2 separate regions of the Homo sapiens genome follow, and region 1 is linked to region 2. A link is an interaction called in ENCODE POLR2A ChIA-PET data of the cell type or tissue named here. Cell type or tissue: Panc1. All regions are shown on one strand.

Region 1 (8,000 bases), 82 kb before region 2:
TGTATTATTCATTCATGTTATAACAGCATGTTATAACATATGACAGGATGTCCTTTATTAATGTTGAATAATATTCCATATATTATATATGGTATATTACATATATTATTATATATATTACCATATATATACCATAGTACCATATATATACCATAGTACCATATATACATATATTATATATGGTAAATGATAGAGTTTACATATATATTATATTTATGGTAAATGATAGAGTTTACATTGTAAAGTATATATTCAGCTATTCTCTAAATATAATTTCACCATCTTTTAAAGATGTTTTGAAGGGACAGATATTCATGTTATTGTACGTAGATGCTCAAACTAGGTAGACTTTTGAGTACTCAGAATGGGCACAGCTAGATGAGCAGCTCCTGCATTCAGAGTTCTTTCCAGTTGTTCTATGTGCAACATCAGCGTGTACATTATTTTGATCCACAGACCCTTATACATAAATTCAAGCACCTGAAAATTACACCCTAAGCCAAGGATGGAAAGTTGACCTCATCTTGCAACTAACACCAATCCATTGGTGTGGCTGCCATGTGGGTTGTGTTAAGAGGAGTTCAGATGCTATGCCTGGGTGCATTGGAAAAGAAAGTAATATGATTCATTTCTGCCATGTATAAAAAAAGGGGACAGTGACAAGCATATGTGCCTTTATTTGCCATCTCTGTTTTAGATTCCAGCAGCAATTTCAAGCTTGGAAACATACTAACTAGGGGTGTGCTGCAGAAATCAGTGAGGGATGGGCCTATGATCAGTGTGACAAGATATATTCAAAAATTGCTATTGTATAAATTTTTAATCATGCTGTATAATTTATTTTGAAATTACAAATAACACGAAAAAAGATAAGAGCTTTTGTGCTTGATGAAAGAAGGCAATGCATTTTAAAATTCTGAGAAACACTGCCCTAGTCTATAAATTCATAAATAACTTCTTCTACCTTGGCCAATAAATATAATTTGGTCTAATAAACATTACTTAAACCTATTTATGCAAGCCACTGTACTAGACACTCTGGGCAGTTCCCACAATCAAAGGTTTATAATTGCCAAATTAAATGCACATTCATGTACTTTTTTTCCATCTTGCAAAACTGAAACTGTATACCCATTGAACAACTCCCCTCTTCTCCCTCCCTCAACCACTGGCAACCACCATTCAACTTTCTGTTTCTAAGAGTTTGACTACTATAGATACCTCATGTAAGTAGAATCATATAGTATTTGTCATTTTGTGACTGGCTTCTTTTGTGTAGCATAATATCCTTAAGGTTCATTCATGTTATACCATATGATAGGATGTCCTTTATTAAGGTTGAGTAATATTCCATTGTATGTGTCTACCACATTTTCTTTATCCATTAATCTTTCAGTATACATCTAGTTTGCTTACACCACTTGGCTATTATGAATAATGCTGCATCAATGTGCAAATATCTCTTTAAGATACTGTTTTCAATTATTTTGGATAAATACCCAGAAGGATTTCTAGATTATATGTTAATCCTAGTTTTAATATTTTGAGGAACTTCAATAATATTTTCCATAGTAGCCGCACCATTTTACACGCCCACTAACAGTGCATAAGGTTTTCAATTTCTCCATATCCTCACCAACAATTTTCAGGTTTAGTGGCTGGGGTTACAGGTACCCGCCACCATGCCCAGCTAATTTTTTTGTATTTTTAGTAGAGACAGGGTTTCACCATCTTGGCCAGGCTGGTCTTGAACTCCTGACCTCGTGATCCACCCGCCTTGGCCTCCCAAAGTGCTGAGATTACAGGCGTGAGCCACCATGCCCAGCCTTCTCTTTTTTTTATAGTGGCCATCCTAACGAATATGAGGTGATATCTCATTGTGGTTTTAATTTGTGTTTCCCTGATGAAAAGTGATGAGTATCTTTTCACATGCTGTTGTCCATTTGTAGACCTTCTTTGGAGAAATGTCTATTGAAGTCCTTTGCCCATTTTTAATTGGATTGTTTCCTGTTGTTGTTGAGTTGTAGGAGTTCTTTACATAGTCTGAATATTAATTTAATATATCAGATGTGCAGTTTGCAAATATTTTCTCTCATTCAGTTGCTTTTTTTCACTCTGTTTACTGTTTCCTTTGCTGCACAGAAGTTTTTGAGTTTGATGTAGTCCCATTTGTCTATTTTTACTTTTGTTGCCTGTGCTTTTGGTGTGATATGCAAAAAAAAATTGCCAAATCCAACATTAGAAGCATTTCCTCTGTATTTTTTTCCAGGAGTTTTGTAGTTTCAGGTCTCATGTTTAGGTCTCTAATTCATTTTAGGTAATGTTTGTATATAGTATATAGTTAAGAGCCTGACTTTATTTTTTGTAGGTAGATATCCAGTTTTCCCAACACCATTTGTTGAAGAGATTATACTTTCCCCACTGTGTACCCTTTTGAAGATAATTTGATGATAAATGTGAGGGTTTATTTCTAGGCTATCTATTATGTTCCTTTGGTCTATACCTCTGTCTTTATACCAGTACCATACTGTTTTAATTACTGTGGACTTATAATATGTTTTGAAATCAGAAAGTTTGAGGCTTCCCCCTTCGTTTTTCTTTCACAATATTGTTTCATTTATTTGTGGTCCTTTGCAATTCCGTTAAAATTTTAGGATAGTTTTCGCTATTCCTACCAAAAAAAAAAGTGGTTGGGATTTTGATAGGGATTGCATTAAGTCTGTAAATCACTTTGGGTAGTATGGACATTTAAGCAATATTAACTCTTCCAATTCATGGAAACAAGATATAATTTTCATTTATTTGTGCATTATTTAATTTATTCTGCAACGTTTTATACTTTTCAGAGTACCTGCTTTCTTCCCCCTTGGCTAAGTATATTCCTAAGTATTTCATTCTTTTTGATGTTTGTAAATGGGGTTATTTACTTAGTTTGCTTTTCATTTTTTTCATTGTGGGTATGTAGAAACGCAACTGATTTTTGCGTACTGATTTTGTATCCTGCAACTTTACTGAACTGGTTTATTCTAACAGGTTTCTTAGGGAAATCTTTAGGGTTCTCTACATGTAAAATCATGTCTTCTATGAACAGAGATCATTTTACTTCTTCTTTTCTAGTTTGGATTTCTTCCATTTCTTTTTCCTGCCCAATTGCTCTGGTGAAGGCTTCCAATACTACATTGAACAGAAGTGGTGAGAGTAGGCATTTTTGCCTTGTTCCTGAACTTAGAGGTAAGTGCACCTCTAAGTTTTGTTACCATTGGTGTATGATGTTAGCTGTGGGCTTTTCATATATGGCCTTTATTATCTTTAGGTAATTTCCTTTCATTCCTAGTTTGTTAACTGTTTTCATCATGAGTGGATGTTAATTTTGTCAAATGCTTTTCCTGCATCAATTGAGATAATCACATAATTGTGTCTTTCATTCTGTTAACATGGTGCATTACACTGATTTATTTTCATGTGTGAAACCACCCTTGTATTCCAGTAATAAATTCCATTAGGCCATGGTGTATAATCCTTTTAATGTGTTGTCGAATTCTGTTTGCTAGTATTTTGTTGAGGATTTTTGCATTAATATCTATCACAGCGATATTGGTCTGTAGTTTTCCTTTCTTGCAGTATCTTTGTCTGATTTTGGTATCAGAGGAATACTGGCCTCATAAAATGAATTAAGAAGTGTTCCATTTCTTGGAATAGTTTGGGAAGGACTGGTGTTAATTCCTTTTTTAAATGTTTGGTGGAATTCTGTAGCAAAGCCCTCTGGTGCTGAGTCTTTCTTTGTTGGGAGGTTTCTGATTACTGATCTGATCTTATTAGTTATAGATCTGTTTAGATTTTTATTTCTTCATGACTCAGACTTGGTAAATTGTATGGTCCTATTATCTTTTTTTAGCTTATCCAATTTGTTAGAATATATCTGTTTATATTAGTTTCTTGTGATCCATTTTATTTTTATGGCTTCAGTTATAATGTCTCCTCTTTCCTTTCTAATTTTTGTTATATGAATCTTTTCTCTATTTTTCTTAATCTAGCCAAGGATTTCTCAATTTGGTCAACTTAAAAAAAAAAAGTCTTAGGTTTTTTTTTTTTTTAATTTTATCTAATGTTTTTTCATTCTCTACTTCGTTTTTTCTGCTTTAATCTTTTTTATTTCCTTTCTTCTGTTAATTTTGGGTTTAGTTTGTTGATATTTTTCTATCCTTTGAGGCATAAAGTTAGGTGGCTGATCTGAGATCTTTTCTTTTTTCAACGTACTCATTTATTACATGAAACGTACTCATTTATCAAATGAAAATATAAACCTCACTTTTAGTACTATTTTTGTTGCATCCCATAAATATTGGTGTGTTGTGTTTTCATTTTCATTTGTTCTCAAGATATTTCTAATTTCCCTTATGAATTCTTCCTTGACAAATTGGATGTTTAATTTCCATTTCATGTAATTTTTTGTTAAAGAAATAGTTCTGTTAGAGATAGTTATTAGAGCATGCCCAAAATAAAAAAGAGATACAAAGAGTTTTGATACTATCCAAGTAATGTGAAAATTCAGGCACCTTATAGACAAGTAAATTTAGTATACCTAGCCCTGGGATTTTATGACAAAAGCTGTAAATCTTTACAAAGGAACCTTCTCCTCTAATATTATTTCTCCTAGATATTTGTAATATACCTAAAAGAAACAATCCCTGCTTCATCTTTGTCTGTCTTGTTCTAAGTGGCTCCATGGTTCAGATCCTAGTCTCATTATCACCTCTGAATCAACAGTTTCTTATCCTGTCCAGATTATTTGCTACCCACTAACTAAAGACCCATGGTCTCTGGCTACAGCATGATTTTTGAGAGCTAGAGTTTTATCAGAGCTTATGAGCTTATGGTTTTCTGTTTCTAAATTAAAGAATATGAGACATATAATTTTCAGTGTCCATTTTCTAGAAGGAGGAATAAGATAATTTGTAGTATTTGCTTCTGTGTAATAGCCACTTACATACTGAATATATATAGTTAACAATACCCAATTAGCAGTCAAATAGAATTCCAAGCAATCCATAGAGAGATGTAAAGTTTTTCTTTATAATGATCATAATACCATTTGCATTTATTATTTCCACTTATTGATTTATGCAATTTTCATAAAATCTTAGTGAAAAATGCAGGGTTATATCTTAAACACTCAGCATATGTAGATGTAATATTTGTTGTGTTAACTTTTGAAACAAGCCCTAAATTCTGTGACTTGAAGTAACTGGCAATTGTGCTGACACATAAATTTCAATAGTATGCCCTATAAGCCTGGCTTGTTGGAACAAGCAGCATATGCTACAGTGAGCCAGGGAGCATGAGGGATACTAGATAAGAGTAAATATCTAAATACAAAGGCCAGGTGAGGTGGCTCATGCCTGTAACTCCAGCACTTTGGGAGGCTGTGGTGGGCAAATTGCTTGCTCTCAGGAGTTTGAGACCAGCCTGGACAACATGGCGAAAGCCCCTCTCTACTAAAAATACAAAAATTAGCCAGGCATGGTGGCATGCCCCTGTAGTCTCAATTACTCAGGAAGCCGAGGCATGAGAATCGCTTCAATCCAGGAGGTGGAAGTTGCAGTGAGCCGAGATTGCGCCACTACACTCCAGCCTAGGTGACAGAGAAAGACTCTGTCTCAAAAAAAAAAAAAGAAAAAAGACAACCACAAAATACTGGCAATCAAAATTCAGCAATAAATGAAAATACAACACAACATAGCTGCACTGGATTTATCCAGAAGTACATATTAATTTAATATTAGAAAAATAATTAATTACATTAATTATATGTTATATAATTATCCTGATAGAAAAAAGAAAAATATTTGATACAATTTAACTTGCAATTATGATTGAAAAAAAACCTCTAAGCAAACCAAGAATAATGGAAAACTTTCCTAATTTATCAAAGAGCATCTATAGAAAAATCTATAAACATCCTACTTAATGATAAAACACTGCAAGCACTCACCTTACTTTCAAACAAAAAAAAAAGAAATAGATTTCTATTCAATATGGATCCTATCCAGCATTGCAAAGCAAGAATAATAAATAAAAGGCATGAAAACAAGAATGGAAGAAAATAAAAACTGTCATTAGTCGTAGACAATATGAGTGTCCACATTAAAAAATAGGAAAGAATATACAAGGAAATTATTAAAATTAATTGGAAAGTAAATTAAATTGCTAGGTCAAAAAATCAGTACATTGAAATTAATTACATTTGTATATACCAGAAATAAATGTTTAAAATAGATAATTTTAATGAGTAACATCAAAAATAGCATCTAAAAAGTTAATAAAATGGCTAAGACAAACAACAAAAAACGTATAAGGTCTTTGTAGTAATTTCTATAATTTTAGTGAAGGAAATTAAGAAAAACATATATAAATGGAGAGATATACCATGTTCATTGATTAGAAGACTAAATATTGTAAGTCAATTCTGGCACAACTTACTGATAACTCACTAAAATCGCAATCAAATTCTGACAAGCTTTGTGTATGTGCATGTGTATGTGTAAGTAACTTGGGAAGCTGATTTAAAATTGATATGGAAAGAGCCAAGAATAGCCAAGAAACTCATCAAAGGAAACGAGATGGGAGGCCCTTATCTTACAAGATATTCTGCATTACTAGAATGCTATTAATTAGGAAAGGATTATATCAGAGCAGGAATTTAAAAAAAAAATGACCAATTGAACAGAACAGACAATCCAGAAATATGTTGAGAACCAAAACCTTTTACTTTCATGCTTCAAGCATGAAGTGTGGACACTGAGAACTGAAACCACACCTTATTGCCCATATGAATATGACTGTGCTATTTCACTATTTTCGTAGCATTTCTTTACTATTCCATGACTGTCCTGTCAAAGCAAATGGTTTTATTGTTTATCACAAGAATGTTACAAAAGACTCAACAACTCTTCCATGGAAAACATCAGCAGTTTACACCCTGAGATGCGTTGAATTCCTGACCTCAAAATCCCCTCTTTACTTTTCCCACCAGTCCTCAAGTGTCATGATTCTTACCTACTACTAAACAAGTCCTCACAGTAAAAGGCAAGTCTTAAATCACACTTCCATTTCTCAATAAATTTTGACCTTACTTTCCCCACTCTAGGATGTTGCCAGTATTTTGTGAAGTTATGTTCTCTTTTAACACACTATGCAATAAACTCAACTTTGTCTCTTGGTAATACCGGAGGAGGCCAATTTAAACAACATGTACATTTATACAGAAACTTAATTTATGTCAGAGCTGGAGCAGAAGATCAGTGAGGAACAAAATTATTGACTTTCAATACAAAGTGCTGAAATAATTAATTTCATCATTATAGAAAACTGAAAACTTGGGCCCATGTCTACCATGTACGATAATCAATTTCAAAGGATATTAAAGACTTATGTGCAGAAAGTAAAACTATAAAAATGTTAGAAGACAATATAGAATATTTTTATGATCTCCAGATAAGTTATTTAAACAAGATACAATAAGCCCAACACATAAAGAACAAGATTGATGAATTTAATTTTATTAAGATTAAAAATTCTAGTTTATCAAAATATAAAGAAAATGAAAAGGCAAACCATAAATTTAGAGAAGAAAGTTAACAGCACAAATAACACAAAAAATTAAAATTGAGAATACAGAAATAACTCCTACTCTTCAGTAAAAAAGAAAACAAACCAATTAAAAAAGAAACCCACTTAGCAGGAGAAGAAATAATAAATAGGCACTTAATAGGAGAGAAAAATACACATTAAAGATGCTCAATTTTACTTGTAATAAGAAAAACACAAATTTATACCAAGAAATCATTTTACACATACCAGATTAGCAAAAATTTACAAGTCAGATATTATCAAATATTGGCAAGGATATAGACTAGGAATCATAGCATACAATTTGGCTTGCAAATAGGTAGAATTTCTTTGGAAAATCATTTGATGTTATTTGACATATAGCATAATTG
Region 2 (8,000 bases):
AATGATGGGATGGCCGTGAGAAGAGAAGTAAGTTGTGGCCAGGCAGACATGATGGAAGCCGGAAGTTACAGAGAATGGAGAGAGAGAAAAGGAGAGCTAGAGAAGACGGTTCATTGCACTGATATATTTTAAAAGAAAATAGGCGAGGCTGAGGCGGGTGGATCATGAGGTGATCGAGACTATCCTGGCTAACACGGTGAAAGCCCATCTCTACTAAAAATACAAAAAAACAATTAGCCGGGCGTGGTGGCGGGCGCCTGTAGTCCCAGCTACTTGGGAGGCTGAGGCAAGAGAATGGCGTGAACCCGGGAGGCAGAGCTTGCAGTGAGCCGAGATTGCGCCACTCCACTCCAGCCTGGGCAACAGAGTGGGGAGACTCTGTCTCAAAAAAAAAAAAAAAAAAAAAAAAGGCATGTACACACATATAATTTCAAGAAAAAGGGAAAATCTTGTTGCTTGGTTTTTAAAGTGTGGCAAGATGAAATTCTCAAGTAATTGCACAGTGTTTCCTTCAGGCATTCCTTTCCTTTCTGGTTTCTTGCTTTCTGAACTCATAGCAGAGGCAGTGGCCTTGAGTATCAAAGATCAAGCTCATTAAGATATCATTTTGTCCAAACATGTGCCTTTGCACATCAAGATTAGGCACCTAAGGGACTCACAGAACAAGAGTCAGGCCATAAACGACTTGAGAGAATGTAAGATGACATGAGTACAGTGTTCTAACCTGAACAGATATAAACATTCAGCCAGCTGTGAAGGGAATACTCAGAGGGCAGGCCTGGGGATCAGAAGCTGGGAGCCTAGATCTCTGCTGCTCTCTCCCCAAAGTTGAGCCCCAGAACAAAGGGTTCCATAAAGAACCAAAAGAGGTTTGGGGGTGGCCACCAGAGAACAGACTTGTATCTTGCTTCTCGGGTGAGATTTAAGATGGTGGTGACACCCACTCAAAAGCCCCCATTTCAACATCATGCTGGCCTTCAGAGAGGAGACAAGGTGGGAACCTAATTAGGCATAGCTCATAAATGCTTCCAATGACACAAAGATATGACAGTAATAGAGGAGACAGCATATTTAGACATACATACAGCTACAAAGATATAGAGATATTCGAATCAAAAAGGAAAAAAAAAAGAGAGGGCCTAAGAAAGTAGCCACTCACCCTGAATTGTTCACCCACCTAGTGGGCAGTAAGAGAGTGTCTCTTCTTTTCCTCAGTTTCCAAGAAGAACAAGGAATTAGCTGAGCAGTTGGTGGACCTGACATGAACACATTCATAGTCAAGACAAGCAGTACATGAAAGGAATTTCACGGTCCAGTGACTAGAGAAGAATGGTAACCATGGACAGATCAGCTGTAGACATAACAGGGATACATGATCTAAGAGCAAAGAAATGTTTGCATATCAGTGGAAACCATTGGGATTGGACGCCAATGACGTGAACCACATGTCCCTTCCCCAGTGTCATATAACCATCCTGGAACCAAAGCAAAGGGAGGCAGAAGGTATCCATGAGGGTATCTTGAATAGATAAATATTTTCCCAAAAGGAACTAACAAAAAACAGAAAGTGACATGCTTCATGTTGTTTTATTTTTTTTATTTTTATTTTTTTGCCATGAGAGGGTATGGGGCCAAAAGGCAACTTTAGTGCACCTATAGAGAAACTTTTCTATCATATTTTTGCATGCCTGAGTCACACAATTTATGAAATATGCCCTACCATAATAGCAGTACTTTGGTTGGACACAGGTGGAATTTATGTATTTCCAACCCATGTGGCTACCCTCTTGTAGATATATAAAGGATATACCATGTGTGTACACTTCAAGAGAAAAAAAAAAGGTGCTCTCATTTCTTACCATTTTAACGGAAAACTTTTAACTTAAAATGCTCACCCATGTCCATATTTACATATTTAAACATGCCATGTGAAAACATTTGAAAAGTATTATTTTTATTCCTCCTCCAAATTAGAAATATTATGAGGAATCTATTATTTCTTGCTACAGTACCATTTAAAGAGCTATAATTTCCAACTAACTCTACCATAGTAGTGACTGGATACTCATGCTGGGTAAATCAGACCATATAATTAGTGTGATATTAAATTATTATAAAAGTATATATGTGGTTATCTTGTTACATATCTGTCCTTGCATTATGTAGTTACTAGGTTATACACATGTGTAATCCCATTGTGTAATGTATATAGCATCAATATGTTTCAGATGCATGGAATCAAATAGTCCCAGCATTTAAAACTTGGAACAACTCTAGAAATGATCCAGCTCAACAATATCCTTACACAAATGATTGAGCTGAAGCCAAGAGAAGTTAAATAATCTACACAGTCACATTGTCTCCATTAATGCTGCAGCTAAAATGAGACCCCTGGAATAGCACTGCTCTGATAACTTTAATTAATTTCAAGGTTAATATGCTTCATAAATTGGTATATCAGTTAAGACACCTTAAGCAGCAAATAACTAAAAATGCAATTGAAAATGGTTAAATGATAAGGAAAATGTATTATCTTGAATAACAGGGAGCATGAAGGTATAGTAATTCCAGGGTTAGTTAACTCTATGGTTCAATCACATCATCAAAGGCCTGGATTTCTTTCCATCTTTCTGTTCTCTCATCCTCAGGCTGTCCTTAGATGACTCCCCTTATGGTCATGGGACAACTGCAGCAGTACGTACAGGCACCTCAAGAGCTAGCACAAAAAGAAGGCAACTCTAAGTGTTGCTTTACGAGAACAAAGGCTGTTTCCTGGAAGTACATCCAGAAGACTCACCTGAGTTTCTTGTTGACCAGAGCTACATCCGGTGCTCATGGAACAGGACACCCATAAGAGGCTTAATCAGGACATTAGACAAAGAAATGTGTCCAGCTTCCCCTAAAGTATATGGCCACTCTTAGAAATGTGGATACCTGCAGGAATTAAGAGTCAAGGATGAAAGGGAAAGAAGAAGAAATAATTGGAAAGCAACCAGTAGTGCCTGTCACAGCTGGAGCATGTTCCTAGGTGTAAATCAAATTTGGCTCTCAACAGTACAGAGGAGTATTCCCATGATCAAACTGAAAATCCTTAATAAAGCAAAGAACTATTTCATTAATCATGTGTCCTTAATATAAACCCAGATCATCATATATAAGATTTATTTAAAAAGCACAACTAAAAAAGCACAATTTATTCAGTTGGTTACAATCTACATCAAAGTAACAAACTTTGGGAATTTTTCCTCTAAATTATCCCTTGGCAATTAACAACCTTATTAATTAGAAACTGTTAACACTCCACAGATGAGAAAATTTAGGCTCAGATAAACTGACATTTGTGATTCTCAAAGTATGGTCTCTGGATCAACAGTATTAACACCATCTGGAAACATTAAAAATGCAAATTTGGGGCTCTATCTCAGACCCACTTAATCACAATCTTTGAGAACAGCGCCTTGTAATCCATGGTTCAGCAAGCCTTCCAGGTGATTCTAATACACTAACAAGTTTAAGAACCACTGCCCCAAGTAGCAATTGGATTTGAACACAGGTTGTCTCATTTCCACAGCCTGTTCATTTAATCAGTTTGCTAAACTGCCTCCCAGTAAACACAGAGAAGCCTAAATAAAACAAATTAAGAGAGAATGTATTATACTTCTCTCCATCATAAAAAAGAAAAATAATGGACTGGGTAGAAAATCAGACTAAAGTAGAAAAAAACAGTACCATTTTCTGTATCCATATTTCACTATTGATCCTATTCGTTGCCATCATAAACATGATCCATGTTAATTATTAAGAAAGGGGTAAATAGTAATAACCTGGCCACCCTATGACCTGATTGCTCTGGCCTTACTCTAGGGTGTCAAGCTGAGAGGTGTGGAGGGTAGAATTCTTAAGCAAACTAGACCCTTCAATTAACGGAAGAACTTCTTTTGATAATTTTATATTTAAATGATCTGATGCAGAATTAGATGAAAGTAATGAATCATGAGACAGCCGTGGGTTACTTGAATAGATATTTTTATAATAATTACAGGCATACACAACACCAAATTCTTGAAATTATATTGCCTTGTGTTACAAAGAGCTCATTCTTCCTATAATGGCATCTTGATAGAATGTGGGTGGGCTGAATAGTTCCCAGGGCATTAGCAAAGCAATGACATAAAGTCATTGTTTTATTTTCTGTAGCTCCTCTGGATAGCTTGAAGGAAATTATGTGACTACTCTACAAATGATGGGTAACTGTGAATTCCAGAGAAATTAGTCAAGGGATCGCATGACATCATAAACTAAGAAAGGACAGAGTTTGAGTCCCATTTCATGCAATCAGGACCCTGCAGTCTATTTTCTTTATACTTTGCAGATGTCTCCTCTGTGAGCTATATAATTATTTTGGCTAAAGTTGTACTCTTCTTACTTTTTCATCCTTTCCATTTTCACGCTGAAATTATGAGAAGTAAACACTCTTTTTAATACTTAATATTACATAGAACAACAGCAAATTGAGAGTTTAGGTGTATACATAACCAACCATTTAGGTTTTATTTAATTGCACATTATCTGCTTATCTGAAAACCAAACTGATATCTATTCAGTGTGATTAGCAACACCCTGGACATGTGAGCTCCACATACACAAGTGACTCTGAGTAAACTACAAAATGCCTTTAAGCCCCACTTAACCCAGTAACTGACTCACAGATAGTAACCAATGTGTGTGTATTATGGTTTTTGTTCTTTTCTCATTGCTCATTGTCATGGTAAAAATAATTTGAAAAATATACAGTTGGCATGCATTTTAAAAAGTTTTTGGACAAATATTCTCTGAGAAGTTCTGTCACTTTTAGAACATTTTTAGAAGAGTCTGACTTTTAACAAAAATGATAAGTGTCAGAGCAAAACTTGTATATTAATCACCATATACTCAAGAATGAGTATAGTATATAATGTTTAAAAAAATGTGAACAACTAAATTAGCTTATCTGAAATTAATTGCTTTTGAGGAACTGTACTAGAATACTCTTTTATGTTTTAAATATAGAATCACAGATTTTCTTTATAGTTGTAGATCTAGATGTTTCTTTTTGCCAATTTTTTTTTTTTTTTTTTTTTTTTTTGGAGACAGAGTTTCACTCTTGTCGCCCAGGCTGGAGTACAATGGCACGATCTCAGCTCTCTGCAACCTCCGCCTCCCAGGCTCAAGAGATTCTACTGCCTCAGCCTCCCGAGTAGCTGGGATTACAGGCATGGGCCACCACGGAAGGCTAATATTCTATTTTTAGTAGAGATGGGGTTTCACCATGTTGGCCAGACTCCTGACCTCAGGTGATCCACCTGCCTCAGCCTCCCAAAGTGCTGGGATTACAGGTGTGAGCCACAGTGCCCAGCTTGCCAAATGTTTTCTAAGCAAGATATGTTAATTGCTTTTTTTTTTTTTTTTGAGACGGAATCTCGCTCTGTCACCAGGCTGGAATGCAGTGGCGCAATCTTGGCTAACTGCAACCTCTGCCTCCCAGGTTCAAGTGATTCCCCTGCCTCAGCCTCCCAAGTAACTGGAACTACAGGTGTGCACCACCACGCCCAGCTAATTTTTTGTATTTTAGTAGAGATGGGGTTTCACCATGTTGGCCAGGATTGTCTCAATCTCCTGACCTCGTGATCTGCCTCGGCCTCCCAAAATGCTGGGATTACAGGCGTGAGCCACTGCGCTCGGCCTGCTTTTTTAAATTGTAGCATTTTGCAACATTTTTTTATTTTATGAAGACCTGAAATGGAAAACACTCCAAAGATAACATTGACATTACAAGTGCATTTTTAACCGGCATACTGGCTAACTCTAGATATGCCTTGTATGCCTAGACCTACACAGCTGGTTGTTTAGAATTAGGCTGAGATTGTAGGTTCTACTTTATATCCCTAATTACTTCTCTCCCCCCAGATTGGCAAACTCATTTAGTCTAAAATGTCACCTTGGCAATGAATGAGGTGGGAGGGTTTGAAAAGCTCCGTGGTCACAGCCAAAATGCTGCCTCCAAGAGTTTGTACTTTTTCAATCACTCGGGATTTTTATACTGTGCATTTTAGGGCAGGACATTTTAAAAACAAAACCAGGTTGTTTTCTTTTCTCAGGATTACATGAGGGGTATTATAAATACTTAACCTTGGTAACTGTGGGTTCTCAACCAATGTGCCAAGGATTCGTTTTAGGCTGAAATGATTTTGTGAAGTATCATCACAGGACAATGACGAATATTAATCACCTCTAGTTAAAATAAAGAATGCCATGAAATTAACTGTGATATTTAAGCTTAACTTCTTTAAAAACTTTTCTAGATATTCACTGGAATTTATCAGAATGAATCAAATAAATTCAACAAACTCAACAAGATTGATGTGATGGTTAATTTTCTGGGTCGACTTGAACAGCCATGGGGCACGCAGATATTTGGTGAAACATTATTTCTGGGTATGTCTGTGACTGTGTTTCTAGATGAGCATTTGAGTCTGTGAGTACAGCAGACTGCCCTCCCTAATGCGGGTGGGTATGAATCGAACAAAAAGGCAGAGAAAGACACAATTTGTTTTCACTACCTGACTGTTTGAGCTGGAACATCAGTCTTTTCCTGCCCTTGGACTGGATTTACACCATCAGCACTCCTGGTTCCCAGGTCTTCGGATCTGGACAGTGTTTATGCCATCAGCACTCTTGGTTCCCAGGCCTTTGGATTTGGACAGGGCTTACACCATCAGCACTCCTGGTTCCCAGGCCTTTGGATTTGAACAGGGTTTATACCATCAGCACTCCTGGTTCCCAGGCCTTCGGATTTGGACAGGGTTTATACCATCAGCACTCCTGATTCCCAGGCCTTAGGATTTGGACGGGGTTTATACCATCAGCACTCCTGGTTCCCACGCCTTAGGATTTGGACACGGTTTACACCATCAGCACTCCTTGTTCCCAGGTCTTTGGATTTGGACAGAGCTTACACCATCAGCACTCCTGGTTCTCAGGCCTTTGGATCTGGAGAGGGTTTACACCATCAGCACTCCTGGTTCCCAGGTCTTTGGATTTGGACAGAGCTTACACCATCAGCACTCCTGGTTCCCACGCCTTAGGATTTGGACACGGTTTACACCATCAGCACTCCTCGTTCCCAGGTCTTTGGATTTGGACAGAGCTTACACCATCAGCACTCCTGGTTCTCAGGCCTTTGGATCTGGAGAGGGTTTACACCATCAGCACTCCTGGTTCCCAGGTTTTCCTGGGTCCCCATCTTGCAGACAGCAGAGTTTGGGACTTCTCAGCCTCCATAATTATGTGAGCCAGTTACTTATAATAAGGTCTACTTATTATATCTAATAGTTCCAACTTTTAACTTCATAGTTAACTAATAAGTAGTTCACTTTCATTTTAATTAATGCACTTTTTCCTAATACAAAAAAAGTATACTTTTTTCTTAATACAAAAAGCAGAAAGTAAAAACTCATAATCCCACCGTCTGGAGGTAACATTTATTAACATGTTGTTTTTATACTAACACCGATACATATACATCTTTAATGGAAACAATCTTACATAGATGCTGGTTTTAGACGTTTATCAATGCCTTTTTTGTAAACTTTTTATTGAAGTATTGACATACATACAAAAAAGTGTACAATTCGAAGTAAACATACCCATGTATATTTCAAGAAACAGAACACTGCCAGTATCCATGAAGCCCTGGCAGGCCTACTCTCCGTTACTACCCTCCCCCAAGAGTAGTCCTCAACCAAATATGTAACATCATAAATTTCCTTTGTGTGTTTCAGACTTTTGTACAGTTGGAATCGTGCACTGTGTATTCTTACATACCTCACTTTTTTCTTTGCTCGATATTTTGTTTGTGAGTTTATCTAGTTGCTGTGTGAGGTTGCAGTTGATTTCTTTCTATTACGGTATAGAATTCCATTGTTGTACCTACTGTTTTTAACTGACGGTTTACCTAATTA

What was found. Peaks named below come from ENCODE experiments on the same cell type or tissue, not always from the same donor. Only the 100,000 strongest peaks of a DNase experiment are listed, where the experiment ranks them.
Region 1: POLR2A ChIA-PET joins it to region 2 with 13 read pairs; 3 of 35 experiments call an interaction of 5 or more read pairs at or near these places.

Annotation. Positions count from the first base shown.
Region 1 is chr5:125,213,083-125,221,082 of GRCh38, reverse strand. The region is part of intron 4 of LOC101927421 (a long non-coding RNA gene); the gene reads right to left. Among named protein-coding and RNA genes, the nearest start is that of LINC02240, 280 kb to the left of the region's middle. In Panc1, no CTCF peak of the experiment used is centred here; no DNase peak of the experiment used is centred here.
Region 2 is chr5:125,131,072-125,139,071 of GRCh38, reverse strand. All of the region lies in intron 2 of LOC101927421 (a long non-coding RNA gene), which reads right to left. Among named protein-coding and RNA genes, the nearest start is that of LINC02240, 360 kb to the left of the region's middle. In Panc1, no CTCF peak of the experiment used is centred here; a DNase peak (open chromatin) is centred at 4,271; H3K27ac peaks cover 2,679 bases.